Linked DNA regions of Mus musculus: all the other regions are linked to region 1. The links are chromatin loops, found by intact Hi-C in ENCODE. Cell type or tissue: gastrocnemius. All regions are shown on one strand. Region 1 has its middle 18 kb from the start of Gm26176. Region 2 overlaps Chd2 (chromodomain helicase DNA binding protein 2). Region 3 overlaps Chd2 (chromodomain helicase DNA binding protein 2). Region 4 overlaps Chd2 (chromodomain helicase DNA binding protein 2). Region 5 overlaps Chd2 (chromodomain helicase DNA binding protein 2). Region 6 overlaps Chd2 (chromodomain helicase DNA binding protein 2).

Region 1 (5,000 bases):
TCACACCCAGACCCTTACCTGATTAATTATAGAAGTAGAGACACTCTGTTAAGGACAAGAAAGCACTCTCTAGAATAGGAGTGGGCTGAAGGAAAAAGCCCCCAAACCTCGGTTTGTTTGTTGACATAGAAAAATATCAAGACCATTTAAAAGATTTAAGAGCAAAGTCTGGGTGTGGTGGGGCAGGCCTTTAATTCCAGTACTCAGGAGGCAGAGGCCAGCCAGATCGATGCAGTGAATTTCAGGACAGCCAGGGCCACTAGAGAGACCCAGTCTCAAAAACAAGCAAGCAAGCAAACAAACAAGAGTCTCCAGGCTGACCACTGATTATCATTTTACTGCCTTAGCATGCTGACTGTTGGATTTGAAGGACCAGTCTACCTCCATTTTAGGCTTAAGAGCCAAACAAACTAGGTTCATTCTTGTTTATGAGTAACCCTCAGTTTCTCATGGATTGAACTATGGCCCACCTGTAACCTTAACTACAAATAGTTCTGTATTGCCTGATCCAGGAATGGCAATCATGTCTTTGTTTCAAAAGTTAATAACAAGTCTTGCAACCCTACCTTTGCTTCAAAAGGGTTGTTATGGCTACCTGTTGTTAAGGTCACCTTACAATCATGTCTCAGGAGGTCATTAGGACTTGCTGTGCTTATGTTCTGCTCCTGTAACCTCCATTCTGCCCTCCAAATCCCAATTTGGAAATTCCCCTCCCTTGAGCTATAAAAGCCTTGTCTTAGCCTGGAAACGGTGTTGCACACACACACACACACACACACACACACACACACACACACACACACACACCATTGTCTTCCTCACCTCCAATGCTGACCTCTCAAATCCTACCTTAGGGGGAAGCAGCCCATGTACAGGAATAGAAAAGCTTACTTTAATTAATTTGGCTATGATGATTTGGGTTGTAGTCTTTCTCCTCCCGTCTCTGGGATTAACAGCTGTGTCGCTGTGAATGACTACCACCTTTAATACTAGTCACAATGTGCCTCAGTGAGAGAGCCAGGCCATCAGACAGTGGAGCTGATGCGGCATGATACGTCTTACGAATTGCTGGACTGCCTCCCGGAGAAGGGAACGCAGCAGCCCTGAGAAGACTAGTTTGGGTTTTATAGGGTCGTTTAAATTTTTGGCCAGTGCTGCCAGAGAGTGTTAAGGAAAAGGGCACTATCAGGAGGCCAATGGAACTGCAGTAAGCAAAATTTTACAAGGTGGTGGGTGGGCTCTGGCTTTGGGAAAGCAAGAGGCTGTGGTCAAGCTGTTTGCTGAGACAAGGAGTCAGCCTACTCCTGACATAGGTAGAAAGTTCAGTTTCCATTTCCCAACAGGGCTGGGTCCCACACTGGTCATATGTCTGGGCCAGCCCAACAATGAATACTATGAACGTATTTCTCTTTACTATTTTAGGTCTATCCGTTCCTTTATCTCTACTGACCTTTCCCCGATCTGTGACTCCTCCTTTCTCTCTGGTCTCCAGTAACTCCTGTTTGTTTGTTTTTTCCCTTTAACTATTTTTTGTTTGTTTTTAAATCCACCTGCCTCTGCCTCCCGAGTGCTGGGATTAAAGGCGTGCGCCACCATGCCCGGCTCTTTAACTAATTTTTAAAAGACCTTTTTTTTCTTTTTCTTTTCTTTTCTTTTTTTTTTTTTTGGTTAATTTGTGTGTGTCTGTGGGTGCTAATGTGTGTTGGAGTGTTGACAGAGGCCAGGAATCAGAGTTGGATGTCCTGATCCTGGAGTTAGAGAAGATGGTGAGCCACCATGTGGGTGCTGGGAGCTGAATCCGGGTTCTCTGCCAGAGCCGCAAGCAGTCCCTTGCTTTGCTCTTAAAAATGTATTTATTTGCTGGGTGGTGGTGGCACACGCCTTTAATCCCAGCACTCAGGAGGCAGAGGTGGGTGGATTTCTGAGTTCGAGGCCAGCCTGGTCTACAGAGTGAGTTCCAGGACAACCAGAGCTACACGGAGAAACCCTGTCTTGAAAAACAAACAAACGAAAATGTATTTATTTTTGCATATATATGTGTACTGTGTGTGTGCCCGAGCATGCGTGCACACTCACACATGTGGAAGTCAGAGGACAGGTTTTGGGAGTCGGTTCCTGCCTTCCACCTTACCTTAAACGGCTGTCTCTCTTGGTCGTACTTACGTACATGCGTAGCCTTGTACAACAGACTAGTGGCCCAGAGGTGTTTTTAGGTGTCCTGATCCTCCTGTCTCAGCTCCCACTTTGCCACAGGAGACTGGGTGACTGACCAGCCATCTGCCTTTCCCTCAGCTGGCTTCGGGGATCACTGTTACTTGTCCTTGGCCCTTGCTTGTTTTGTTTTTGAGACTGAGCCTTACTCTGTACTCCAGGGCAGCTTGGGACTCACAGCAACCCTCTTTCCTCTGCTACCCAAGTCTCTGTAACCCATCGGCACCCTCAGGCATTCAAACCTTCCAGTTAAGTGCAAACTAGCTCTTGTTCAGTACAACCTTACCAAACAGCAAATATCCAGTTGTCACGGCCTCCGCCCTCAGTGATTTCCATATTTTCAGAGTCTCCTTCAGGACCAAGACTCCCCCAAAGCCCGGCCCTGCTCCAGGGACCACCACCCTCCACTGTCTATCAGGGAAGTCTACTCCTTGGCTCTCCCTTTCTGTCTCTCACCTCCTACTTTCCTCCTGGGCTCCTTCACCTTGTGCTCACCTTTTTTTTTTTTCCTCCAGCATGCCATCAGTTCTTCTGCACATTGAGTCACCAGCACTTGCCTAATCATGGAAGGGTGGTATTTCATGTGTGCACACATTGTTAATTTCTCTGCTTAGACTATAGGGTTTGTGGGGGCAGGGGTTGCCTCTTCTTCCATTAACCTGTTTATCCCAACTGCTCCCTCTGGTGCGGGGTACCTGGTAGGCACTGAATACACGCGTTGATGGAAAGAATACTAGTGCCTAAGAAGGCTTCATAGCCAATTACTGTATTGAGCGCTATCACTGCCATCTAGCGGTAATACAGTGTTATATGCTGCAGCCTTCTGGACGAGCTGGCAATCACTGGGTATAATAAATAGACTTGCCTTGTCTGGGGTGACCTATCAGGTATTTATGCCACTACCTGCTTGAAACATGAATGAGCTGCCTTTGGAAGTCACAAACAAAGGAGGCTTTATTCAGGCTCTATGGCCATTTTATACTGTCTCTCCTTATTTGAGCCATGTATTAGTGAAACCCAACCCCCCCAAAAAAAAAAAAAACAACCTGAAAACAAAACAAACAAACAAAGAAACAGCAGCAAAAATCCACTGGAATTTATTGAATTGCAGAGGTCCAGAACAAAACTCTCGATGGTGGCAAGAAATGCATCTTTGTGAATAGGCTTTGTAAATGGCGTGTCCCTTTTCAGTAAGTTTACACATTCAGTCATACAATTGGTAGCAGGAGAGGAGAGTATGTGCGGGGAGTATGTGCTCTTGTATCGAGAAGATCCCAGGACAACTTGGTGTGCAGTATCTATGCACAGCTCAAGAGCAATATCTCTTGGCATATACTTCCTAATTGTTTGACTTTGTGGCTTGATTGTCTGGCCTTCATGCCCCTACAAAGTTGCATATCTTCTGTAGATTCAATATTAAAGTGTATTTGATCCAGGTTATGGTGGCTCATGCCTGTAAGTCCAACATTACACAGTAAAGGGGAATGCTACCAGTTTGGGGCCAGTCTGAGCTCCAGAGGAGATTTCAGTTCAGCGTGGATGGAGGCTGAGTCAGGAAGACCACAAGTTCAGGGCCTGCACTGGTCACAGACTGTGTTCAAGGCCCATTTGGGGGAACTGAGTGAGGCATGTATCAAAAGAGGAGGAGGAGGAAGAGGAAGAGGAGGAAGAGGAGGAGGAAAAGGAAGAGGAGGAGGAGGGAGAGGAGGAGGAAAAGGAAGAGTGGAATCTTTAGTGGGGTTGACTATAATCCTTACTGTAACCTACCTGGCAGAAAAGAAGATACTCTTAATAGACACCATTGTCCCTCAATCAGATTAGCAGACTACTGTAACAATGAACTCCAAAGAAATGGAAAAGTCTCCAGGAATCTCATGCTGAGAGAAGAAAGGGCTTCAGGCAGAGGGGAAACCTGTGTCCTAGAAAGAGATTTCAAACAGTTGTAATAATTTGTTCGAGCACTTTATACAACGACACTGAAATCCAGATAATAGTGGGCTGGTAGGCAGGACCATACCTTGACCAGGAACACTTAGATGTTTTACCCTCTATCACGCCTTTGATCCTAGAACTCGGGAGGCAGAGGCAGGCAGATCTCTGAGTTCGAGGCCAGCCTGGTCTACAGAGAGAGTTCCAGGACATCCAGGGCTACACAGAGAAACCCTGTCCCGAAAAACCAAAACTTTGATCTCACTTCAGGACCCAGGAGACTGACTTGAGGGACTTGATGGATCACTTCATGTCTCTTCCCAATGTGGCCATACCGAATAAAGCTTCTTTTTCTGATTTCCTCTTTTACTTTGGGAGTTTTAGTTGGCTTGTTGAGGACGAGTGGCTAGACCTGATTGGGGGCACAGACACAAACACGTACAAATATGTACAGAGACAGACAGACAGACAGACAGACAGACACACACACACACACACACACACACACAGAGGCTAGGAGAGTATTCCAGCAGAATTCTTGCTTAGCATCTGTGACTTTGAGTTCTATGGTGGCTACTTGCAGAGGTTTTCTTTTCTTCTCTGAGACAAGGTCTCTTGTAGCTCAGGCTGGCTTGAGTTCTCTGTGTACCCAGGGATGGCCTTAAACTTCTGGTCTCCATGCTCCACATTGGAGCCATTACAAGTGTGCTGCCATACCTGGTTCAGGCTGTGTTGGGGGAGCAAACCTAGGATTTCGAGCAGGTTAGGCCAGCACTGTACCAACCGAGTCACATCACCAGCTCTGGACTCTCTTGATAGATTACAAAAAAAGGATGCACACTCACAGATGTGGTTGTCTG
Region 2 (5,000 bases), 170 kb before region 1:
TTCCCTGTCCTTCCGAGAGCTCACTGGTTTCTCTTTGTTCTCCTTGTTCTCTTTCTTCTTCTGCTTTTTTTTCGTTGGACTTTTTTCTAGACCATCATCCTAGGAAGCAGAAAACCGCACATTTCTCAATCTTGGCTTCCTAGTTTGTTTCTAAAGAAAGCAGCATTGGACCAGGGCTCATCAGTGACTTCAGTCATTTCCATTAAGAGCCTACCAGCACTGCAGAACTTGTAGAACTCTCAGTCCACTAGATTTGTACAGGCAGACACTGTTACACTCTCTGATCCAATTCTCAAAGTAACTCTCAAAAGCACTGACCAGATGGAGTTCAGCTCAGTAAATACACTTGTACAGGATGCATGAGGCCCTGAGTTAGATCCCAAGAACCACCCACCCCACGCCCCTAAAACAACAGCATTACTGTTTCTACTCCACAAACAGAAAAAAAAACCAAGGACCAAAGAAACATTACACCTGCCCTACTACGTGTCAACTAGTACTGATGAGGCTGTCAGTACCTGAATTCATGTACTTGAGTTCAAATCTATGTTGGTCCTTATAGCCACTGGGGGCCCTTCTGGAGGCATTGTCACATATTACTCTCAGAACAATAAGACTAAAATCAGACTTGTCACTGAGTGACAAGGCACTTCCACTTTCTGCAAACTGGATTACAAGCTGGCAAGCCAATGGCTACACTCAGCCTCTAAAGGCCCTCCAACTAACTGAACCGCATTATAATGTAAGTCTTGAGTTCCCTGTTAACCAGTTTCTACAAATTTCTTTCATTCTCTAAAACAAAGAGAATTACCAACTGCCATTTGTCATGATTCAGCTATGTTGGAATCTGTAACTGCTTACTTAAGAGGAGCAACTACTATGGTGGTCTGAATAATAATGGCCCACATAGGCTCACATATTTGGATGCTTAAGTCACCAGAGAGTGGAATCTCTGATAGGAACAGAAAGATTAGGAGGTGCGATCTTATTGGGGGAGGTATGTCACAGGGTGTGGGCTCTGAAGTTTCAAAAGCCCCTACCAGGCCTAGTCTCTCCCTCTCCCTCTCCTCTCCCCCAGCCTCTGGTTGAGGTTCAGGATGTAGCTCTCAGCTCCTTCTCTTAGCACCACGCCTATGACTGCTGCCATGCTCTCTACCAAACCTTGGAAGCTCTAAGCAACCCCCCAATTAAATGCTCTCTTTTGTATGGTAGGCTTGATCGTGGTGTCTCTTCACAGTAATGCAGTGACTAAGAGACAGTATTTCCCTCTGGCAGGCTAGGTAAAGACAGACAATATACTGTTATTTTACTCTTCTGTCTATGAACAGACACGACCCATGCCTTCCCAGGTCTCGTACCTTCACTTCCCCCTCTTCAGATGGGTTGTCGGAGTGTCGAGGCGACGCTGGCTCCAGCCCGTGCTCGTCCTTCAGCCTGGGGGCTTTGTTCTCCTTCTTTACTCGAGGCTTCCGCTTCTTTAGTTTGGCCTAGAAAATAAAAATACGGCAAAACTACAAATCAGCCCCAACCCATTAGCAGGAGCACGAAATACAGCTGATGCAGTAACAACCACTTAATCCAAAGAGGATAACTTAGGAACACAAAAGGATAAGCAATTGTACCTCAAAGAAAATAAAATCTGGATAAAACAAACCTCCTAGCTTCTAGCTAGGCCACACCACTTTAAATTTCTTGAAACTACTGATTTCATGTTTTGGAATTCACTAAAGGTAAAAGCCCCAGAAAAGGTTCAAACAGTTCAAGTACAAAAATATACTTAACATTAAAGATGACGACAGTATAACACCTGAAAATTACGAATCTAAACTCAGAAAAAGCTTAAAATATTGTTGATCTAGCCAATCAAAGTATGATCTAGCTTGTCTCTAGAACTTAGTATTTCATGTATCACATTCCTGCCATACTATCTACAGAGTGATACTGTATACTTGAAATACTATTGTATAAAAATACCAAATGGAAGTGCAGTGATTTTTTTCATGTAAGTTTTACTTATTGTGCACACATGCACACAGAACACAGCTAGGGAGGACCTAAGCAGCAGCCCACACAAAGGCTGGCTATGCAAGCTGGTTTTAAGCTTAGGTTTTCTCTTTTCTGACTCCTCATCCTGGGGAGGTAAAGAAAAGAAACTTCCAATGGATTCATTAGCAACTTGGGGTTTTTCAGTGAGCCAGTGTAATCAAAACTGAAGTCCAATTTCTGAAATTAGTTTGGAATGCAACAGCCCGCTCCTGGAATCCATTATCACAGCCACCCAGTCAGATACCTAAACATGAGAACTATGGCCCCAACTGAGGACACAGAATAGGAAAGAGTAAAGGCAGGTCTGGACCACTGCCAGTCCAAAGAGATGAAGACTACAATACTGGTACAATACTTAAGTGGAATTGTAAGAAATGTGCCAAGATATTGCGTTCAATCACTAGATGAACATTTTGTTCTTAGCAAGCAACCTGCCCTATGAAACCCCAAAGCGTGTCTAAGCATGAGAGGGCAGGATGCTCTCTCAGCAGGGTTCCAGGCTGCCCTGGGGAAGCCGGCTGATACTGCATGCACTCGCTCACCTCCTCTCCGCTGGCCACGGTGCCCTTCTTCTCCAGACCCTTCCTGAGCAGCTTCAGCAAGTAGTCCACTCGGGTCTGCAGCTGCTTCCCCTGCGGCTTTTTATCCGTCTCCACTGGTAGAATCTTCAACAGGAAAGGAAGAGAAGCACACGCCACCACCCACAGCCCGGTTAGTGAATCCGGACAAATAGAGACAACAAAGAATTCAGCACATTTCTTTCCCTCCCAACCTCCCAAAACACAGATTAAAGCCTCAGATCCTATTCTCATGTCCATGGCTCCCAGTCACTGAAAATCCCTCATGAGCCATTCTCGTTTTACAAAATGGGATGGAGAAATCCAGCTCTCCCACTGGCTCCTACCTGTGCTGTTAACAGGGTAGAACAACTCAGGTAGGAGGGGCTTGTGGCTTCATCTGCTAGAGCATCCCAGCCGACGTGGATTTCCTCCTTCCAGGAGCAGGGAATCCCTGGAGCTAGGTTAAAGCTTTGTTTTAGATTGAAAATGCTTCTTAGAGCATTGCCGGAGAGCACTGAGCTATGCCAGGACATGATCTGATCCGTCTACCGCAGCTGGACCTCTCCGGCCAGACTCGATTTGGTCTCAGTGCTTCTACAGGGTGCTGTCACCCTCCTAAAACCAGATGGGATGAGCAGTGTTTAATGTGCCAGGACAAAGCCCTGATAGGAGCACACATAGAGTGCATCCAGTCAGCTGCCCTTGTTTACAGCTCTGAGCACGGCCCTGTTATACTTGCAATAGATAGGGTGGGAGGCTCAATTTTGTGGAAGAAAGTACAAATTCATTACAAAAATACCAAGGTGACACTCATTCTCTGTGTACAGAACTGAAAAAAATTAGGTTAAACGATGGGCCAACAAAAGTAGGGCCCAGGAATGCTTCAGTCCTAAGAAACTGACCCTGGTATCTGCTGTAATGAAATTTGGCCTGTGAGAAGTATTAGAATTTTAAGATTTCTCCTATAATTTCTCCTGGTTGTCGTCTTTCCTTTTATTATCATCTATGAGACATGCCACAGTTCACTAAAGATGGTAACTTTCCCAGAATAAAGAAACCCCCTCTTGAAACAGTTAAAGATAAGTCACCAATACAAAGATACCACACAACAGATGTAGAGCTCTCCAGCACTGCACGCACTCACTTTATCAGTTAGCTTTAGCTCTGGGTCTGTCTTAATTAGCTCCCAATTTCCATAGCCATGTTCATAGATTCCAAGCAACAGACGAGAATCGTCCTCCACGCCCCACTCGACGTCAAAATGTGCTGCTTTGACTCGGCAGGTTAGGCAGTACCTACAGGGGTTCGAACACAGAGGCCTGAGAAGAGGGGCCTTTCCAGCAGTTAGAGAGGTGTTACTCAACCACACGCAGCTCTAACCTCAGTCTATGTCCAGCCAGCCATGCAGGGACGGTAAAGACACTCACTTTTTTTTTTCCTCAGGGTCCACAGGGATAGATTTATGCAGCATCTCAAACTCTTCTTCGTGTTGGATAATGGACTTCACGTTCACCTGAACCCCAGAGATCTTGATTGTTGGGCCTCTTCTCTTGCCTGGTCCTTTCCCTAAAGGTTATAAGTTTTATATTCCTTAAGGAAACAAGCTATTTATTGTCAAATTCTGAGATAGTCTCTCTCTATAGACTCCAGAGTATTATTAGATCAAAAACATAATTTATAAGAGAAACTGTTTTCAACTAATATTTATAAAATAAATTTTAAGCAGTATTTTAACATTTAGTTTTAAATATGTATTGGAATTTATACCCGTAACTTTCTTGTTTATCCTTCTTTACTGTACACCTGATACAGCTAACTCAGGATTCTGAAGGCATACTCATGCTTTAGATGATTCGTGTTTCCCTTCAGTCACTTTCTGCAGGAGCAGAGTGCATGCAAACAGTTAGCACACTGCAGTCATATGGACTGACCTGCACAGCAGGCCTGAGAAGACTACTCTGAAATCAAAACTAATCTGCAATTGAAAATAAAACCACTCTGGCCAGAGCCTAAGCTGACAACTACAAGATAACCAAGACACCACTTTATTTTGTGAGAACAAAGATGGTTCTTAGTAGAAAAATGAGAAAGAACAGGAATATCAACAGTTTATGTAAAACAACACATAAACATCTATCTTAAAAGATGCAAATGAATTCACTAAAAGAAAAATGAGTTCCTTTCTCCCCTGCTGGGCTATCAAAAATCCAAACAAACATCTGCTAGGTATGGTGGTGTAGACCTTTAATCACAGCACTCAGCATGCAGAAGGTGGTGGAGCTCTGAGTTCCAGGGCAGCCTGGTCTACATAGTGAGTTCCAGAACAGCTTGGTCTACATAGAGAAAACCTGTTTCACAAACAAATACCAAAATGTTAAGAAGCCATTCTGTCTG
Region 3 (5,000 bases), 190 kb before region 1:
AGGGAAGGAGGCAGGGAGCGCAGGCCGGCAGGCAGGCAGGCAGGCAGGCAGGCAGGCAGGCAGATAGCACAGCCTATGATAGGGGACAGAACCAGGCATTCAACAGTAACTGTCCGTAAAGAGGAAAAGGGAGAAGACAGGCGTTTTTGTCAGAAGGCATAAAGCAGACAATGGAGGAGCATCTCACAGTACTGAAACTGGTTACTGAAAACTTTACATCCAGCAAAAATACCCGTCAAAATAAACACCTCCTCACAGTGCAGCCTCAGTGAACACAAGGACAAAAGGACAGACCAGGCAGAAATGCAGACCTGCACAGAGAAGCCTGAGGAGATGATGGGAAAGCAGGAGGCAGAGAGCATGCAGGCTCCCTCATGAGGTGGCTAATGCAGGCGACAGCTACGCATCTAAATGGTAGATCTCCCAAAACAACAGCAGGAGACAAAAACGCTGTGTAACTATTGCCCCACTTTAAATTCACAGAGCAGTCTATAAGCACAAAGCATAACATCTGCCCAGGGAAGCCCACAGGTGCCAAGAAGTTCAGTCAACAGCCAGATGTTAAGTGAAGTCTCTCACACTTGCCAACTCACAGTGTGAAACTGGCTTGTCACTTCACTAATGGCACTGCACAGCTGTAGAGAAATAGAATTTCAAAAGGCTGACTTAAATTATTGGATCCGGGTGGGCAAGGACCACAGACTGGTGCCCACCTCATGTGCCATGTTATGAACTACTACCATTGAGTCTGTATTGTGTGTATTCACTCATAGGTGATGTGTGGACACACATTCAGGTGTGTGAGGTACGTGAATGTGGAGGCCAGAAGTCAGCCTCAGCTAACATACCTCAAGTACCACTCAGCTTTTAAAGAAAAGCATCATACTAATTTATTCATCTATTAACTCTGTGTGCACATGTGTGTGTGCACATATGCCACCATCCACTGTGTACACATATGCCACCATCCACTGTGTGCACATATGCCACCATCCACTCTGTGCACATATGCCACCATCCACTGTGTGCACACATATGCCACCATCCACAGGCAGACTGACCTCAGCTCATCAGGCGTGGCTGCAAGCACCTTTACCAGCTAAACATCTCATTGCTCTAACCTTGTTTTTTTGAGACAACATCTCTCACTGAGACCTGTAGCTTAACGATTAGGTTAGGCTGGCTGGCTACTGAGTTGCAGAGATCCTACGCCTCTCTGATATTTGCAGGGAAATGGATGGGGAAGGTACACAAGGTGACTCAAACTCAGAATTCTCCTTTATATGTGGATGCTGCCCCGTAATGTACACATGTAGTCAGGTTTAAGAACAGGAAAATTCTATGAATCTAGAAAGTAAACCAAGAGGAGATATATTATGTGAGAAGAAAGTACGGTGGCATGGGACTTCCAGGACACATGGGACATGAAAGAGGAAAAGAATCTGGCAGGGAGTCACAAGGGGAAATCAGGACAGTAGGAGGGTGGGAGAGATGGGGGAGGAGAAACAACTTTGTTCAAAAATGCCATAGTGATATGGAACACATTATATGCTGACTTGAAAATATAATAAAACCACAAAAGAGTGCCAGGAGAGCAGTGTCCTTTCGTCTAGCAATGTGTGAGATACTCCTAAGTTGCCTGTGCCATAAATAACACCCCACCCCAACTCATGCAGCAAGCACAAGAAAGCTCACTGGGTCACAAGCAAAGACATGGAAGGAGGAAGGAAGCCTGTTGGGAGGGAAACTGCACCGGTCCAGAGAGGGAGGAGGGGCAATGGGGTGAAATTACCAAAAGCACATGATCTGTGCGTGTATAAAAGTCTTCAAGAACAAAGCAACACTTTTCAAAAAGAGGACAGGGCTGGGGAGACGTCTCAGGTGCTAAGAGCACCTGCTGCCCTTGCAGAGGACCTGGGGTCAGCTCCCAACGGCAACATGGCAGCTCACAATCTTCTGTACTCCAGGTCCAGAGATCCGATACACTCTTCTGACCCCCGAGGTACCAGGCACACATATGGTTTACATACCCACGTGTAGGCAAAACACTCATACACATCAAGTCAGAAATACATCCGACAATGCATCCTCCTCTCCTGCATCCTCAGGCTGTCCCCACAGCAGGGACAAGGGATCTGTAACTGACACATGGGAGAAGCCCAGGATGCATCAGATGGACAGGCCTGCATAGGCATCACCATCCTTCTTCTCATGAACAAGTCAGTGCCTCACCTCTCACACCTTTCTACACACCTGTCATAATAGTCTCTGTGTCCCCGGTGGTCTCGGTCGCTGTTGTACTGCTCATACGGCCTCTTTCTGGACATGTTGTTAGGGCGGTAGCTCCCAGAACGGTGGGCATCCATATGCCTCCGGTCACCATAGTGGTGGTCCTTATACCAATGCTGCTCATACTGATGGTGCCGGTCGCCCCCCCAGGGGGCGCTGTTACCACCACCATAGTTGAACTTTCTTTCCCTCTGCCAGTCTCCTCGATCTGCAAGAGGAAAGTCGTTTCTTAGCTACAGCACATGGAAGAATTTACTAAGGTTGGCCTGTTATAAGGAGAGAATTCCTCCTTCTTAGCTTTATTGCTTTATTGCTAATAAAGTTTTAAATGTTGCCACCAACTTTGAAGGCAAGAGAAAATCTACCACCCCTGTCTTTTTTAAGATCTTCTAACACACTCTTAGTCTTTCATTCTTGCTTGCCCTAATCTGCAGCAGACCCCTGAAATGAAACTCACTCAAGAACCGAGAAGAGACTTTGGAAAGCAAAACTGCTGTTTCGCGGTAGTACCTCACTCAGACAGCCAAAGCGAATCAGGCTGCTGAGTCGACAGCAGAGCTGTGTTAGCTGCTGAAGCCTCACTGGAGACCTCTTCTTTAGACCATACATAAGGAGTCATTCGAAGGGCTGAGCTCAGGACAAAAAAGGCCAAGCCACCATACTGAGATGGGCATCTGCTTCCCTTGGGAAGCCAAGGGGATGAAGTACCACCAGCTACAGCTGCAACAGGGTTTAAAGCACTGTGTCATGTACCTGGGCAGAGACTAAAAATCAGAAGGAAAAAAAGCCTATGATGGTTTGGACGGTGAGGCGCTTACTGAGGAAGGAGTTTTAAATAACTGTAACCAGGACTGGGGAGATGGCTCGGTGGTTAAGAGCACTGGCTGCTCTTGCAGAGGACTCTTCAGTTCCCAGCATCCACATGGAAGCTCACAACCATCTGTAACTCCAATTCCAGGGGCTTTGATATCCTCCTCTAACCCGGGAATATCAGGTATGCACATGAAACACAGACCTACATTCGAACAAAAGAGCTCATACACATGAATGAAAAATAAAAAAAAATCCCTAAGTAACTGCAATGAACTTTTGTTTTTAGTTAGGGTCTTAATATAGCTCTGGCCGCCTATAACGATGTAGACAAAACTGGCCTTGAACTCGCCCAGTGCTGGGATTAAAGGCATGCACTACCACACCTGATTTAATGTTCCTTAGAAAGGAGGTAAAGATGAAAATAGATTTTCTTTAAAAAAAAAAAAATCTTGAAATTTTTACAAGGCGTTTAAGCTACTCTCAAACTGAAGAACACACACACATATCCATACATACATACACACACACTTTGTTGAAATGAACCTGGGTCCTCTGGAAGATCAGCCAGTGCTCCTAACTACTGAGCCAGCTCTCCAGGCCCAGACCTATTTTTAGTGGCTAGCAGTTTAAAGGAGCTGTGGAAGCACTTTTTGAGATAATAACTTGCTACACAGCCTCAAACGTGCGATCCACTGTGTATATGTACACAAATGGAATTCTGTAACTAAAGTTTAGAATGACATGCACTTCTCTTGACTGCTGTAGGAAAAATCTTATATTGTGCTTCTATGTGCTTTGAATCTTGCTCTTTACCTTTTCCTCTCCTGTCTCTAAAAGTCCTTTTTACTTATTTTAACTGGTGAGCAGTAAAGAATGCACACATTAAATTCCTGCACTCTCCCTCTCTCCTACTCATCTAAGGTCAGTCACTAATGGGCAGGCAGACGTGACGTTTCACACCTTCTGTTTTACATGTGCTTCAGTATCATAAGGGAGACAGGTCCTTGGCTAATCAGAAATCAGACAGACGGTTACCATATAACCAGCAATCTATCCTAGATGCCTAGCTAGAACAGTTACAAAAAGGCACTCCAGGAAATATTTGGATAGATTTATATTAGTACTATTCTCAACAGAAAAATAAGAGGAGAAATGAAATGTCCATTGATAAATGAACAAAACGTGGTCTATCCATTGAGTGAAAAAAATAACCTTCCATAAAAAAGGAATTAAGTACTGACTCGCACACACTGCAATTAGAATGAACTTTGAAAACATTTTGCTAAGCCAGTCATAAACGGTAACATACTATATGTTCCATTTACATGAAGTAGTCAGAGTATATTAATTTTCAGAGGTAAAATGCAGATAGCTATGAAAGCGACAAGGATGGGGAATGGTATAGAATTTCATTTGAGGAGACAGAGACTAAATGGAAGGAGGCACGGAGGCACAAGTCGCTATGCAGGACACTGACCGTCCCCAGCCCCACTGACTGGCTCACCTTCCAATGCTGTATGAGCTGCGTCTCAGTCAGTTAAAGACAGGCATGGAGTTGATGATTGCTTGGTTCTTATTATTCCCCACTTTGACTTATTTTCCCCAACTTTATTTTTCTTTTCCATCTGAGTGTTTTGCCAGGATGCATGTCTCGTGTACCGCATGCATGCAGTGCCTACAGAAGCCTACAGGAGTCAGGTTCTCTAGAACTGGAGTTCCACATGGTTGTGTGGGTGCTGGGAACTGAACCAAGGTCCTGTGAAGAGCAGCCAGTACTCTTAACCCTTGAGCCATCTCTCCAGCCCCAAACATTTTTACTGAATAAAACTTTCAGGAAAATGTGGGAGTACTTTTTGAGATAACACTTTGCTATGTAGCCTCAAACATGTAATCCTCCT
Region 4 (5,000 bases), 180 kb before region 1:
AGTCAGCACTCTCAGAAGACTGCCACAGCCACACAAAATCCTGCTTACTAGGTTTCCAAGGCTAACTAGGCTAAAGAACTCCCAGCTGTCAAATGGGAAGAGTTAAAATCTGACCAGGAGGGGAAGGACTATTAAATTATTTGCTCTATATCTAAACCTTTTGCGTATAAAGAACAGAAAAAAACACTTTATTTGTTTCTGTCTTTTCTTTATTTGGCACATTATGAAAATATCTTCTCCATATTTCATTTGATGCTTGAGTAAGAAATTCATGGCTGTACCGTCCCATGATTATTGGCCAGCAGCCATGCCCACTGTAAGCATGTTTTAGCCTTTGGTTAGCCTTAAACTAAACTCTTGGAAGGAGAAGCACGCGTTCTACTCTGCTGACAAACTGTGAAAGCAACTGTGCTGGCTAGATTATGTCCACTTGATACATGCTGAGGTCATCTGAGAGAAGGAGCCTCCATTGAGGCTGGGCTCCTTAAGACTTAGCTGTAGGCAAGCCTGTAAGGCAGTTTCTTAATTACTGACTCATGGGGCAGGGCCCAGCCCATTGTAGGTGCAGCCATCCCTGGGCAGGTAGTCCTGAATTCTATAAAAAAGTAAGCCAAGGGGAGCAAGGCAACAGGCAGCACCCTCCATGGCCCCGCCTCCTGCCTCCAGGTCCTGCCATGTTTGAGTTCCTGTGCTGACTTCTTTCCTCACCTTTGCTCATGCTGTTTCATCCCAGCACTAGCAACCATAGCTAAGACAACTATCAGAGAAAGAAGATGACTCACTCGACATCCGTGTGTCCCTCAACCTCATCAACTGCTGTGAAGTTTGCCACCGTGTGCTCACTGTCAGATCCTCAACCCAACTTACTCTCCTGCCTAAGGGCCTTTCCCAACTATGCTCCCACCCATAGAAAAGTTATACTGATAGAGGCCGGTGAGATGCTCAGTGGTAAAAGCACTCAACACTAATGCTGACAGCCTGAGTCTAAGCCCGGATACACAGAGTATGTGGAAGGAGAAGGAAGAACAGACGACTGCAAGCTGTCCTTGGATAAGCGCTCATACTTGTACTCCCATGAACTGTCTTTCTTTCTCTCACTCACAAAATGAATAGACAAATATAAAAACTTTGACTAGAGTTTCACTAAGACACACTGTATTGTGCCTATTCTCACTATATCATATTCGTCAGTGTAAAGTTGAAAGATGAGCTGCTTGAGGGCATAATTCTCAGGTCAATAACCCAGCAAGTTCACATTACAACTATTTCTAAGTGCCCATGCTGGCCCTAGCATGACTACAGATGCTGAAGGCACAGCAATACATGAGAGACAGAGAGTCTCTGTGTTCGTGGGCCTGACACATTTGTGAATGTGGAATAATGTCCACAATTGCTCCTCAGTGGCTGATTTGGACATGGCCCATGTGGGACGGTAGCAGATCTACAGGAGAGCTTGCCTGCGTGAGAAGTAATGCTACAGCAGAAGCCAAGTCACCCTTATGGCCATCCCCATACAATACATACGTACTTATACAAAAGGGCAACAACTACTGGGCACTGCAAACTGTCTACTCCTTTAAGTGAGCAATTTGGAATCTTCTGTGTGAGGAGCTGGATGGATGCCAAGTACATGGGCCCACACAAGAATGGGACTTATGACAAGCCACATTACAAGCTAAAAAAAAAGGATATACATAAGAAGGAAGGGTCTAGAAAACAAGCATCCAGGTCATGAGATCACAGGTTAACAGATCCTTGTCAGGATTTAAAACCCTATTTGGCTCTAATGCATTGGTTATCTTACCTAATAAACAAAAGTTTTACTGTCTGCCTACTCATGGGAGTATGTTAGGAACTAATGAAATTACCTAGTATAATGAAAAATCACAGTCTATGACATTATGTCTGGACCATAGGTCACACACTCTGTGACCTGCGCTGGTTTTTGTCACCTTGCTTAGGCTGTACCAAATCCATGTAAAACACAGGCAAAGAGTCAATGGCCTATAGGGCACCAACAACCCCACGGATTGATCATTACCTCCCCAGAGAAAAACAAAACCTAAGGGGTTTCCTGTGGAACTGACTTGCAATAGTTGTATAAATTAGGACTACATTTGCGTTTTTACCTCCTCTTCTTGAGATCTTTTCTTATGAGCCATCTTATATAACTTATGTAGTTTTCGTGCATCAAATTCTGTAAACTTGGAAACAAAAATCCATAGGTTCCTAAAAGAAAAATAGTATTGGTAAATTAAACAATGTAAAAACTGATTTTGTTGTTGTTTTGTTCTGGTACTTCTCTCTTTTCTTTTCTTTTCTTTTCTTTTCTTTTCTTTTCTTTTCTTTTTTTGAGACAGGGTTTTTCTGTGTAGTCTTGGCTCTCCTCAAGAGAACTCAAGAGATCTGCCTGCCTCTGCCTACCAAGTGCTGGAATTTTTAATGTATGTTCCATCTTGCCTAGCTAAAAAGTGATTTTATAGATGGCAAACTACTAAATTTTGATGTAAAAGGTTATCCAAGTCCTTGCACTAAGCTGGGTCCACAAGAGCATACTACAATCCCGGGACTCATTGCCACTAAGGCCTGTCATCTCTAAGAGACTGCTGAAGGCCCTAGCGAGGCATTGCTGTATAGCATACATAGGAATGGCACAAAGAGGGTAATTACAGAGACGCTGGAAGTGACAGTAAGTTACCAACAGTGCTCTTTATCCAAGCTTTCCAGTGAGCACTTTCTCTATGCTGTGCTGGGCTGGGCCACCAAACAGTCAACATACTATGTCAGGTAGAGAGCCACTTAGCTTACTAAGGCCTCTCTTATAAAGAGCCACAGGCTTCTTGGCAAATTACAACAGACCCTACACATTCCCAGTGCCCTGGCTGTTCACTTTCAAGCCTCTGCTAAAGCCTTGGCTGTGTTCGTTTCACCATTTCCACTTAGCTCATCTACTCTCACAGTTCAAGGTCCCCAGCCTCCCTGGCCATCCTTGTGCAGATGTGCAAGGGTGTATGGTCTGAATGTGTTGTGTGCCATATGTGTGCCTGGTGCATGTAGAGGCTAGAAGGAGGTCTGAAGTTATACATGGTTATGAGCCATAACGAAGGGATTGAACCTGGGTTCTCTGGAAGAATGGCATTTGCTTTTATGGATGGACTGTCTCGCCATCCCTGTAGGCAGTTCCTTCATACAACTTCTAAAACTGCTTCTATACCTATTTTTAGATGGTTAGTTTCTATGGAAGTCATACCTTGTATTATTTTTGAACTTTTAAAAATCAAGGACGTTTTAATAAAAACGTGCTGGTGACCAGGTTTTAAACACCAACAGAACCAAGAGCATAGCAGAAAGCCAAAGATGACCTGCTACCATCCTTTAATCTGTTAGAAAGAAAGCGTTATATGCTAAGTAAAGTGGGGAAATGTAAACAGTGTTAAGCAGGAAGAAATGACTGTTGAAAACTATATTTTGTACTCAGGAAGTGTGGCATGCTATCACTAGCATCATGACGAAATTTCTGAAAACCGATGTTTCACTCAAGAGCCATCCACTAAGCCAGAGATGCATTAACCACGAAGCACATGGGCTAAAGGTAAATACAGTTTATGGAAATACACTTAACATTACTTTTTCAACATTTCCTCTAGTACTGGGAACTAAGGCCAGGGCTTTGTACAAGCTACAAAGCCACGTCCCTCGAGTCTCACTAGGCTGGCCAATCTGACCCTAAGTCAAACTACAGGCCTCCTGTCTCAACAGTTTGGGTGGCTGCACCTCCCATCTTGACGATTATCACAGTTGCTTTCCAGGGTTGCCATTTGCTCTGAGTAACTACGGGAGATGTCCATGTTCTGAAAATCATGACACTGATCCTTCAGGAGGAAAATGACACCCTTATCCTCACGTGATGGGTCACAGTCAAAATGCAGATACACTAAATGCTCCATACAAGAACACCTGCAGGCTAGGGACAGTGAGTATATATGAAACAAAGAGGAAGTTTATATTTGATTTGCTTCCCATTTAAAGACATGTCATTACCTATGTTTATGAATATTTTAAAATCTAAAATCCTTCTGATTCTAAGCATCTCTGATAAGGGATAGGCAACCTGTTTATAAATTAACATGCAAGTCATAATGTCTTGCATTAATTTCAGTTACTACTAGAGTTTTTTTATTAGGGAGATGAAAATGGAGAACTCAAGTTCATGTGCTTATAACCTTTGCTTCGCTTTACGTGTTAGACCTGTTTTAGCTCTTTTTTTTGTGTCAGGTTGGGAAAAGAGAACATGAATGAGAAAGTCCTGACCAGATTGGACTGTTATGCTTTTCCTTGGTAGATGACTGATTTGGGAGGGCCCAGCCCACTGAGTGGTGCCATTTCTCAGCATGTGGTTCTGGGTGAGCAAGCCACAAGGGGCAAACCAGTGAGCAGCACTGCTCCGAAGTCTCTGCTTCAGTTCCTGTCTCCAGGCTCCTGCTCTGCTTTCGGCCTCACCTTTCAGCAGTGAAAGGTGACCTAAGAGTCATAAGCTGAAATAAACACATTCCTCCCTAGCTTGATGGTGGCCCTGGTATTGTATCACAGTGACAAAACAGTAACTAAGATAGTTATGGAGCCAGCCCATTTCTTATAGTAGACTTAATAACACTAACCTGAGATGAGGAAAGTATTATTCTGGTTTGTGTCTTATGGGTTTAAAGCAAATATTCTGACAACAAGCCAGAAAGCCCGTTACTGTTGTTGTTGTTATTATTATATTATTACCACTATTATTACTATTGCTATTATTATTACTATTATCATCATCCTCATATAAACCACATTAATGGTACATCAAAAGAAAAGGCTGGACTTTACAAAGTGGCTTATTTCATGAAAAGGAAGCTGAGGCCTAAGGTTATACTGTCAACAAATGAATCCCGTTGGCAAAAGAGTAAGTAACCATGCAATCTATTTTTAAAAACAGAGCACACTCGCACATTGTCAAATCAAAC
Region 5 (5,000 bases), 100 kb before region 1:
CATTCCTTCCCTCATCCCCATTTGCTCTGTGTAACACCTGTTGTGAGGCAAGGCATAAATCGCAGTACATTCACCTCCAACCCCTGTACAGTGCTTATGCAGCAAACTAAGTATCTAACTTCAAGAGCTTGAGTATCATCTTCTGTAGGAACGCATGCTTTGCTGTCTCAGGTGCTGAGCTCAGCTTTAGACACTTCCAAATGCTGACCTACCACTGCAATTCCTGCCATGAGAAATGAAAACTGGCAGCCCCACCTGGGCATCAGCTGCACCTCTCAACTTGTGCTACCTCTCACTTTGCACAGCGATTCCTGCCCGGAGGAAAATGAAGGCAAACCCAGCAGTTGAGTTAGGAGTGTGGGTCAGTGGTACAGTGTTGTCTATTTGTGTACAAAGCTGAGGTTTGATTCCAACACCAATTAGAGAACAATAAATCTCAGTTTTTGTAAAGCCCAGCTATTTATTTGACACATTACCTTGTCTCCCATTTGTCCCATCCTATAAAAATAATGTGGTTACTTGTCAACCTCCAAACAGGCTTGAAACCTAAGGCCATCTTTTCAATATTCCTTGTGCCTAGCGTATTAGTGATTAGTGACTGAAATGACTTCATTTGCCAGGTAGTGGTGGCGCACACCTTTAATCCCAGCACTTGGGAGGCAGAGGCAGAGGCAGGCGGATTTCTGAGTTCGAGGCCAGCCTGGTCTACAAAGTGAGTTCCAGGACAGCCAGGGCTACACAGAGAAACCCTGTCTCGAAAAAAAAACAAACAAAAAAAAAAAAAAAAAGAAATGACTTCCTTTTCCAGCTGAACTCCAGACAAACAAGAATTTGTGTGTGAAATCACATGACAATCATTATCAGAGCAACACAGTATAATCAACATATTCTCTGAGCAAAGAAATATTCCAGTGTAGCTGACAAATGCTAAACTACCAGTTTTAATGACCCAGAAGAAGCTACAAGAGACAGTTTCAGTGTACTGCAGAAAGCAGCAAAGTTAACTACAAAGGCTTCGTCTTATGCTGAAAAGCAGGGCTCACAGCAGATGTAACATAATATAGCAATGCAGTGTAAGAACAAGTCCCTATGAATTGCCACATAGTGCACTGTATTTCAATGTCCACTCTGGTTATATTCAAATTGTTCTCTTAACTAATAATCTATAAATATCCGTGATTCATTTCTGTTTTATCTTTATTTCTAAATAAAGTGGTTCTTTTCCCATTGTTTAGTATAACCAATAAAGCTGTAATATTTTGTATATACCTTCTTGGAAAGCTGTGTTTCTGCTTGTGTACAAGTGACCACTAGAAATGTAACACTGCTGCGGAACTTTTGGGATAGCATTGGAAATGTAATTGAGGAAAATATATAATAAAAAATATTAAAAAAAAAAAGAAATGTAACACTGCATACAACTATCACAAAACACCCACATTCCCATCAGCACACATTTATGTGTGTAAATGCTAGTCCACAAATGGGTGAAGAGTGGCTCGTTCTGTGGAAAGGGCCATGCTACTAGATTCCATACTTATAAAATAAAAAGTAAAAAAAAAAAATACTACAAAAACAAAACCGAGGAAAATAAAGTTAGGCACCTGTGCAGCTGAGGAAAACAGACGTCACCAGAGAAGACATGGGCGTGTTTGTGGCTTTAGTGATGAACTCCGCAGCTGCTTCTAAGGCTTCAATATTTTCAGTGTACAAACTAGTTGACTAACTAAACAAACACATCCAGAAAAATGCAAACAAGGCAAGAGAACACGCACTCAACCCTATACAAAAGACACTGTCTCCAAAAATCAGGAAGGAAGGAAGGGAGGGAGGGAGGGAGGGAGGGAGGGAGGGAGGGAGGGAGGAAGGAAGGACTTTTTTTTAAACCCATGTATTAAGGGACAGGTCTATCATCACAAAATTAAGGAAAGCATGAAAGATATGCAGAGACCCTCATCTAAAACAAAGAGCTTTATTTTGGAACAAGCAAGCTAGATGTTAAGATAACATACTCCAAGAGAAGGAATGATTTTCATATTGGGAGAAGAGGTTGTTGTTTTGATTTTTCTTCTTTTTTTTTTTTTTTTTTTTTTTTTTTTTGGCCAGCCACACTGCCTCTGCCTCACTGGTGCTAAGATAATAAGCAGAGGATGAGGTCCTTACTGTTGAAGGAACATGGTCCTTTAAACCCTCTAACAGGAGAGAAGCAACAGCTGAAGTGACATGGCATCCCTAACACCGAGGAATCCTGAATGTCAGCTCTACACAGGAACTTTCACATGGACTCAGAGGTTTTCTAAGACTAAATAAAAAGGGCAGCCTGGCATGTGCTACATGCTTTAATAGCAGCACTTGAGAAGCTGAAAATTAGGGCACAGCCTGTGTCCTATATCCAAATGGAGTGGGGGTGGAGGGGCAAATTCAATTTATATGTGACAATCCTCAAATAAAAGGACTTTCTGCTATGATAATAATAATCTAACTTCCAAGGTGTAATAGTTACAAGGCAGTCAAAAATTATATTCACATGAATTATGCACCACAGCCTCATAAAAAGCCTATTCATTTGAAAATTATTCAAACGCGATAAAACAAAATGTATACTTTCTACTGGACCCAAAAAAAAAAAAAAGTGTGTCAAAAGAGAAAAAGAGAGAAGAAAAGGGAAAAAACAGCTTTACTAAGGTTTTTAGGAAATGAAGCAGTCTTTCTTAAACTAGACTTTAAAAACAACAGGGTCACTTCCATTTCTTGAAGTATCATTTTCAAAATGGCCACAAGAGGACAGCACAACAACACTGCACTTAAGAGAAAGCCTGCGGGTTCTCGGTCCAAAGGCGTCCATTTCAGCACACTGTGATTTATTCCCCTAACTCACAAAATGGCTGAACTTCTTACTACTTGACAAAGCTTGGCAGTTAACAGCTGGTAAACGCAAATCTGAAGAACACAAGGAAGTTCCAAGAAGAGCTATCCACACAAAGTTCACATTATAGACACTAAGTGTCAGAAATAGCAAAAAGCCTAATCCTTAAATGCGTCTATGTAGTCCACGAGTGTTAACAACTGAGAACTACAGAATCTGCACTTCCCCTCCTGAGGTACGGCTGGCTTTGCACTGCACGCTCTTAAGTCAAACACATTATCAAATCAACCAAGCTGCCCTGCCCTGAGACTGCTCCTTTTAGGCTCTGGCGTGGTGGAAATGCAAAGGGAGAGAGAGCTACTTGAATCACTGACTTTGGACAACTCCTCAAGCTTTAAGATCCCTTATACTTCTGAGGTCAAATCTTAGGACTCTGAGGATTATGTTATAAGCATGGCTAAGCCAAGTAAATTAGGAAAACCAAGTTGAAGGTATGGGTAAGAAAAAATATTCAACATATGAAGACTGGCATATCACAAGTCTGGGAGGAGGGCTGGAGAGATGGCTCAGTGGTTAAGGGCACCGACTTCTCCTCGAGAGGACCCGGGTTCAATTCCCAATGTCTGCATGTTGGCTCATAGTTGTCTGTAACTACAAGAGGTGACACCTTCACACAGACACACATGCAGGTAAAAACACCAATGTACATAAATTTTTTAAAATGCAGTAGGAAATTAGGCAAAAACAGCAAACATGATCAGAGAAAAGAAACTAAAATGGCCAATAAACTTTTTAAAATATAATAAAAATATATATATAATTAAGACATTACATCAAAAAATTAAACTTCATTGTAATGTGGGAGATAATTTTACATATTTTGCCAAAACTAATAAAAATATTATGCAATTATAAGCTGGTAAGTAGTGATACCACTAACAAAAGTTTAGACAGGTTTAGAGAAAAGGTATTAACCAGTAACATTTCTTTCTCTTCTTTTTCTATTTCCCCCCAGTCTTTACTTACTGTGTTCACATATATGATAGACCAGGACACACATGTGAAGGTCAAACTGACAGCTTATCTTGCCTGTTCCAGAAATGGTTCTTAAAAATACATGTTTTTCTGAGTTCGAGGCCAGCCTGGTCTACAAAGTGAGTTCCAGGACAGCCAGGGCTACACAGAGAAACCCTGTCTCAAAAAAACCAAAAAAAAAAATAATAATAAAAAAAAAAATAAAAAAATAAAAATACACACACACACACACACACATGTTTAAGCCTCAGGCAGTGGTGGTGCACACCTTTAATCCCAGCAACTGGGAGGCAGAAGCAGGTGGATCTCTATGTTCAAGGCCAGCCTGGTCAACAGAGTGAATTCTAAGACAGCTAGGATACACAGAGAAACCCTGAGTTTTTTAAAAAAAAAAAAAAAACCAACCCTAACCCTGCAAATCAACACATAGGTGCATGTATGCTACCTGGATAAACCAAAGCAACAGTTAGAGCCAAACTGTTCAAAGGCAGAAGAAGAAAGGAAGAAAGGAAGAAAGGAAGAAAGGAAGAAAGGAAGAAAGGAAGAAAGGAAGAAAGGAAGAAAGGAAGAAAGGAAGAAAGGAAGAAAGGAAGAAAGGAAGGAAGGAAGGAAGGAAGGAAGGAAAGGAAGGAAGGAAGGAAGGAAGGAAGGAAGGAAGGAAGGAAGGAAGGAAGAAAGAGAAGGATGGATCTTCATATCCACGTATAAAATATAAGGTGTGAATTATTCATATTACACAAATAACTCCATATTACACAAATAAAATTAGGGCTTAATCACATCTATAAATACAAGTGACAATTCTAAAAATATAAGTTTTAAAACAAAACTATACAAACTATAAACATTTTTAAAATTTTTTGTCTGCCAAGTTAAACACAAAATGACAGTCGTAAAAGAGATGTGATGGGATTGTAGGTATGTCTTAACTGTTAGTAAAACTAACTCTCTGAACCTCTCTGCTTTCTTCATAATTTTTCAAAAAGGTTTATCTGGTTTTTGTTATTGAAACAGCGACTCAAGAACTCAAAAGATCTAAATACTTCTACCTTACACGCACTAGAACTAAAGGAACACCACTATGGCCACCAAGTTTTCT
Region 6 (5,000 bases), 200 kb before region 1:
TGTGAGGTGTTTGCGAGTGGATGGAGCTGCCACTGCCTGCTAACCTGTGAACTGAACTGCAGATTTCCAGACAACAGACAGGAGTTGCTCCAAATAACCTTTCTAAACAAGTCCACTTCCCTCTACCCCCACCCCCATATCCTTTTTACTAACTCTGAAGGGGGGGGGGGCTACAAGAAAGGTTAAAGCGTTTAAGAACCATCATTAAAAACAGGATTTGAAAAAATTAAAGTTACAAGTCATTGTGTTTATCTCTGAAATAGAAAGCAAACATGGACAGGTTGCAGGAGTGGTCTCCATCTTCAGTGCGTCTAGTGGCCCGACCATCCTCTCTAACAATGTGACCAGCCAAGCACATATTATGTATCCTGCAGGGCCTCCATCACGGCTACCTCTGTTGGCCCTTGGTGGGGCTAACAGAACACACATCTTGTAATCTTGCTTCTTTTCTCCCTTAGGTGGCATTTTGTCTGCTTGCAGTTTGCTTGTCTAGAGTACCCACCCCACTTAAAATAAATTCCAAGAAGGCAGGCCCCATGCTTCTGTTGAGAACTCCCTCCAATGAGCAGCCTGTCCCCAGGATCTAGTTGTAATTGTGTCCTTCTGACACTGAAGCTCTTCGATGGCTCTGTCCCTGCTGGGCTCCAGAGCAAGCGGTGGCTTTACAGAAGCCTCTTGCTCAAGCCACTGGAGCTTGGTGCTGGGAAAGGCCTGACCTCTGAGAAGGACAAGCTTTGTCCTGGTCACCCCGACCTCCCCAGCTGTCCTCTGGTTCCATCCCCAACTAAGAATGGGACATTGTCTCCTGCCTGGTGGCCTTCTCTCTGCCCTGTATGCACTCATACAACACACCAATTTGCAACTGAAGCTGCTTCACAGCAGAGATAAAATGGGGTGGGGGTGGGGAGGACACACTCTGACTCCCATGAATTCCTTTATGCCACCCAAACACCACAATAGTGCCTGTAGTTAGCAGGAGTTCCAGGAAAGGCAGAGAGCTCATGTGAACTCCCCATGCTTGCTTGCTCTGAGGTATGGCAATTTACTCTGCACACACTGCAGGTGAAGACCATTGTTTTTGTTCCCAAATAAAGCCAGAAGTGTGGCCAGGGACAAGCCACTTGGACACATTAACAGTCCAGGACATGCCCGGGACCTGTCACCTGAGGGAAAGTCTCACCAGCAGGGTCTGGGCAGGGTGCCACTATGATCAGGGGCATACAGAAAGGTTTTAGCTGGTCCAGCCACATCCACAGCCTACTCCACAAAACCATGCAAGCCAACAGGCAGCATGGGCCAAAGAAGGTTCTGACCTGAAGTATGACAGACGGGGCTTTTAGTTAAAGCCTTGATGGAATTGCCAGGACGGCTCCTTTAAAAGCCACAGACTCTGTTCTGACACACAGCTGATCCTTAGTTTTTGTACATGACCTTTCTGTTGGCACTAATTGAGCAGGGTTTGTGGTGATCACCAAACATTGAGTCCCTGCTAGGGAGGGCTGGGAGGCAAGGGCCTGCAGCTTCCAGAAGGTGGGCATCTTGGCAGCAGTGGGCTTCGAAGCCAGCTAACTAGCACTTAGATTGTCACAGCACTTGTTCCTAAAAGGTTCCCAGAGCTGTTCTAGCTGCGTCCTGAAGCAGGGGGATCACCAGGTTTCTTCACAGGACCTGTCCTCCACACTTCTCCACTCAGGCGCAAGCGTTATAGACCCAGCAGCCTCCTGCCAGGCCAGGCCTTGCACCTAAGGGTCCTGGACAACTAGCAAGGTGGAGTCCCAGCGGCCGCCCTCTCCCTGCTGAGTGGACACATGGGTGTGTTTGGCACTAAGAATTGAGAGAACCATAAAGGTTTGAGTTTTGTTTCAAAGACACTTATGTGCAAGTTTTAAAAACCCTGGGCTTGGGCAAGATTCTCCTAAACTCCATCCTAGGACAATTTCGACACATAGGCCAGGTCACCTTTCCTCTATCTGGGCCATGTTGGAGCTAAGCCTGCCGCTGTGCCAAACTGCAAGTGAACATTTGTGTCACTGTTTCCATAAGAAAAGCGTTTTTCGGGGCTGGTGAGATGGCTCAGTGGGTAAGAGCACCCAACTGCTCTTCCAAAAGTCCCGAGTTCAAATCCCAGCAATCACATGGTGGCTCACAACCATCCATAATGAGATCTGACTCCCTCTTCTGGAGTGTTTGAAGACAGCTACAGTGTACAGTGTACTTACATATAATAAATAAATAAATCTTTTTTTAAAAAATAGAAGAAAATTTTTAAAAAAAGAAAAGTGTTTTTCCGCATTCAAGAATATATAACCCAGGGCTGGAGAGATGGCTCAGTGGTTGAGAGTAGTGACTTCTCTTCCAGAGGAACCAGTTTCAATTCTCAACACCCATACAGCAGCTCACAACTGTTTGTAATTCCAAGATCTGACACCCTCACACAAACATACATGCAGGCAAAACACCAGTGCCCATAAAAGGAGAATAAATCATGAAGGAAGTTAGGAAGTTAGGAAGTTGGGGAGGGGAGGGGAGGGGAGGGGAGGGGAGGGGAGGGGAGGGGAGGGGAGGGGAGGGGAGGGGAGGGGAGAGAAAAGAAGAGAAGAGTATATAACCCAACTGATTAACTGCACTAAAGCTGTAGGCTGTAGGCCTGATGTCTTACTTCTCTCTGGACAGAGGTGGATGTTTGAAGCAGGCTCCCCATGACCACTGTGAAAGATGAGGGCAACCTCTCATGACTCAGTTTTAATGGCTCCATGCCATTCCCTGAAGTACGCAGCTGTGGTTTGTGGCTGTTCAGGGACAGAAAACTATTTAGAACCAATAACAAAAATGCAACTTAAAAAGCTTCCATTGTCGAAGATGTAAACAAGCATGGACACACAGCTTGCAGCCAGCCAGGGAGGGAGACTGTGGCGTGTGCCTCACACCAGAATGTAATGTAACTGGTTAGCCCAATTCTAAAAATCCTTAGTAACACTTTTTAATATACAAGAATCAAAAAAGTACAGCAGTTTTACAATGTAGGAAAATTTAATACATACTATATAAACAACATTATTTACATCAGAAATCACCAGGACAGTGGCATTTTTCACAAATATAAATTAATTACTGTTTAGTCAACAGGTTTCAAAAGTCCACAAGTTTACAAGAAAAACCACCTGTCCCCAAATGAGTAGGGCACAGGTGGACTACAGCAGCCTGGACCCTTGGCATGGCTCTCTTCCCAACACGGCTGGCCTCGGCTACGAGAGCACAGGTGCTGGGCTGGACCACGGCTCCTGCTGACAAGTGGGTTTGTTTGGTCTGTAGGATTTCAGTGTTGCTGTGTGTGAACGTTTAAGTGAATCACATTTGTTCTGCAAAGCCTGATGCAATGTCAGACACACCAGGTCAGAACCTCAGCAGCACAGTGAGAAATGTTGGCGCTCCCTCTGTGGGGCTTAGGAATGACTACACAGAGTAGAAGGAAGGACCATCAGGCTGGCCAAGTCAGAGAGGACACAGTGGTCAGTGGAGGCTTCATCTTCGTTTTCTAGGGCCACAGTGCATCATAGGACTTCAGGACTTGACAACATTCACACATAACTTCCTCCAAGTCCTGCCACTTCCTCAATGATGAGCAGCTGCCCAAAGCCAGGCCCCACAGAACGTCACTGGCAGCTTCTCTTACCTGTGCAAACTTCTGCTGTAAGCATCTGATGCACATACTAGTTTAAAGCAAGAGGAATGCTTCCTTTCTTTCAACCCCTCTTCAAATCCACTCCCTCACCTACAGCAGATGTTTGATGGGACATACTGTAATCTTAGAATCAATGTAACACTGATCTGGCCGATAGGGTTTTTGCTACATTTTATGGCACTATACCTCAAGTCCTGAATAGGAACAAAAGAAAGTTCCTTTTTCCTCATGATGAGACAGACAGTTTTGAGAATAATTTGTAACTTCTACCAACAAGTTGAAAGACAAGACCTAGGTGAATATGGAAAGGCAAGGCCTCCACCCTCCGCCTTCCTTCTGCAGAGGTACCTCCTGTGCCTGCTACACTCCCAACATCCAAGAGCTCAGCAAATCAAACACAGACAGTGTCAATGTGATCAGCAAGAAGCTCCATCTATGGCTCACTTTTCACTGTGTGCCCAAAATATACCTTTCAGAATTGACTGAGAAGTCCGGTAAGCCACCAGGCATCAGACTCTAGCCAGGGGACTTCTATGTGGTTGGTGGGCTCTATTGCAGGTCATGCATGCACACAGTCAAGGTGAAGGGCCTAGTGCCACGAGGAGCCCAGAAGGTCTTCGAGCATTAGCTGCAGGGACCGACTCGGCAGCAGTCAGGTCTGTGGTGCTCTAAAGCAGCGAAAGCAATGGCCCATCACAACCATGCATGGCCAGATGTTCCACTCAGGACACAACTCATGCCTGCCCTGGGGAGGTCATTAATAGTACTGCCTGGATGACCACCCCACTCAGAGTGTCCAGGGAGTCAAACCCTGCAGAAGTCCAAACAAGACTTTTCATCAACTCAGAATGAGCCTGGACTCTTACATACATATGTTCAAGTCAATGTTCCTGTCTCTATCTAGAAAGGCTTTGGATACCTTAACAATACTGGCAAGCTATACTGAAAGTGAGTAAAACCCAAGGCCCAACCCAGTATCCATACACTGAGAAGAGCCATTCAATGATAAAATCCATCTGTCCCACAACCCAACCCAACCCAACCCAACCCGACGCTGACCAGCCTCCTGCCACCTTAACAGCTTGGCTACCCCATCACGGATGCTCGTGATTTGGGGGAAAATTAACTTAGGTTTATTTCTACAGATCTTAAAGTAACAAGGTTTGATTCTACTGAGTTCCAACTTGTAATGGAGATGTAGCTTTTCACCTGACCACATCTCAACTGTCAAGATATTTCAGTCTGTGCAGGCTGCCCCTTCAAGCTGTGTAAAGGAACCAAGATGCAGCTACAATTCGACAACTCACTCCAATACTGA

The links. Hi-C counts contacts between places; a loop is a spot of excess contacts. Peaks named below come from ENCODE experiments on the same cell type or tissue, not always from the same donor. Only the 100,000 strongest peaks of a DNase experiment are listed, where the experiment ranks them.
Region 2: it touches region 1 in a loop (3-fold over the local background); 11 of 42 quality-filtered maps call a loop at or near these places.
Region 3: it touches region 1 in a loop (5-fold over the local background); 30 of 42 quality-filtered maps call a loop at or near these places.
Region 4: it touches region 1 in a loop (5-fold over the local background); 30 of 42 quality-filtered maps call a loop at or near these places.
Region 5: it touches region 1 in a loop (5-fold over the local background); 38 of 42 quality-filtered maps call a loop at or near these places.
Region 6: a loop joins it to region 1, with 5 times the contacts of the local background. A loop is called at or near these places in 23 of 42 quality-filtered maps.

Annotation. Positions count from the first base shown.
Region 1 is chr7:73,625,336-73,630,335 of GRCm38, forward strand. No RefSeq gene overlaps it. Among named protein-coding and RNA genes, the nearest start is that of Gm26176, 18 kb to the right of the region's middle. In gastrocnemius, a CTCF peak has its summit at 3,003 (motif pointing left); DNase peaks (open chromatin) are centred at 2,623 and 2,949; H3K4me3 peaks cover 237 bases; H3K27ac peaks cover 1,149 bases.
Region 2 is chr7:73,451,741-73,456,740 of GRCm38, forward strand. Chd2 (chromodomain helicase DNA binding protein 2) reads right to left here. Exons shown (of 39, transcript NM_001081345.2): 29 at 4,034-4,172; 30 at 3,751-3,901; 31 at 2,589-2,711; 32 at 1,359-1,487; 33 at 1-99. Among named protein-coding and RNA genes, the nearest start is that of A730056A06Rik, 78 kb to the left of the region's middle. In gastrocnemius, no CTCF peak of the experiment used is centred here; a DNase peak (open chromatin) is centred at 2,523.
Region 3 is chr7:73,433,482-73,438,481 of GRCm38, forward strand. Chd2 (chromodomain helicase DNA binding protein 2) reads right to left here. Exons shown (of 39, transcript NM_001081345.2): 38 at 2,254-2,497. Among named protein-coding and RNA genes, the nearest start is that of A730056A06Rik, 60 kb to the left of the region's middle. In gastrocnemius, a CTCF peak has its summit at 2,439 (motif pointing right); a DNase peak (open chromatin) is centred at 2,404; H3K27ac peaks cover 2,168 bases.
Region 4 is chr7:73,442,106-73,447,105 of GRCm38, forward strand. It overlaps Chd2 (chromodomain helicase DNA binding protein 2), which reads right to left. Exons shown (of 39, transcript NM_001081345.2): 36 at 2,130-2,229. Among named protein-coding and RNA genes, the nearest start is that of A730056A06Rik, 69 kb to the left of the region's middle. In gastrocnemius, no CTCF peak of the experiment used is centred here; no DNase peak of the experiment used is centred here; H3K27ac peaks cover 1,839 bases.
Region 5 is chr7:73,521,740-73,526,739 of GRCm38, forward strand. The region is part of intron 2 of Chd2 (chromodomain helicase DNA binding protein 2); the gene reads right to left. Among named protein-coding and RNA genes, the nearest start is that of Chd2, 18 kb to the right of the region's middle. In gastrocnemius, no CTCF peak of the experiment used is centred here; DNase peaks (open chromatin) are centred at 2,831 and 3,115; H3K4me3 peaks cover 1,302 bases; H3K27ac peaks cover 4,517 bases.
Region 6 is chr7:73,423,683-73,428,682 of GRCm38, forward strand. Chd2 (chromodomain helicase DNA binding protein 2) reads right to left here. Exons shown (of 39, transcript NM_001081345.2): 39 at 2,970-5,000. Among named protein-coding and RNA genes, the nearest start is that of A730056A06Rik, 50 kb to the left of the region's middle. In gastrocnemius, a CTCF peak has its summit at 2,193 (motif pointing left); DNase peaks (open chromatin) are centred at 703, 1,191, 1,664 and 3,322; H3K27ac peaks cover 2,762 bases.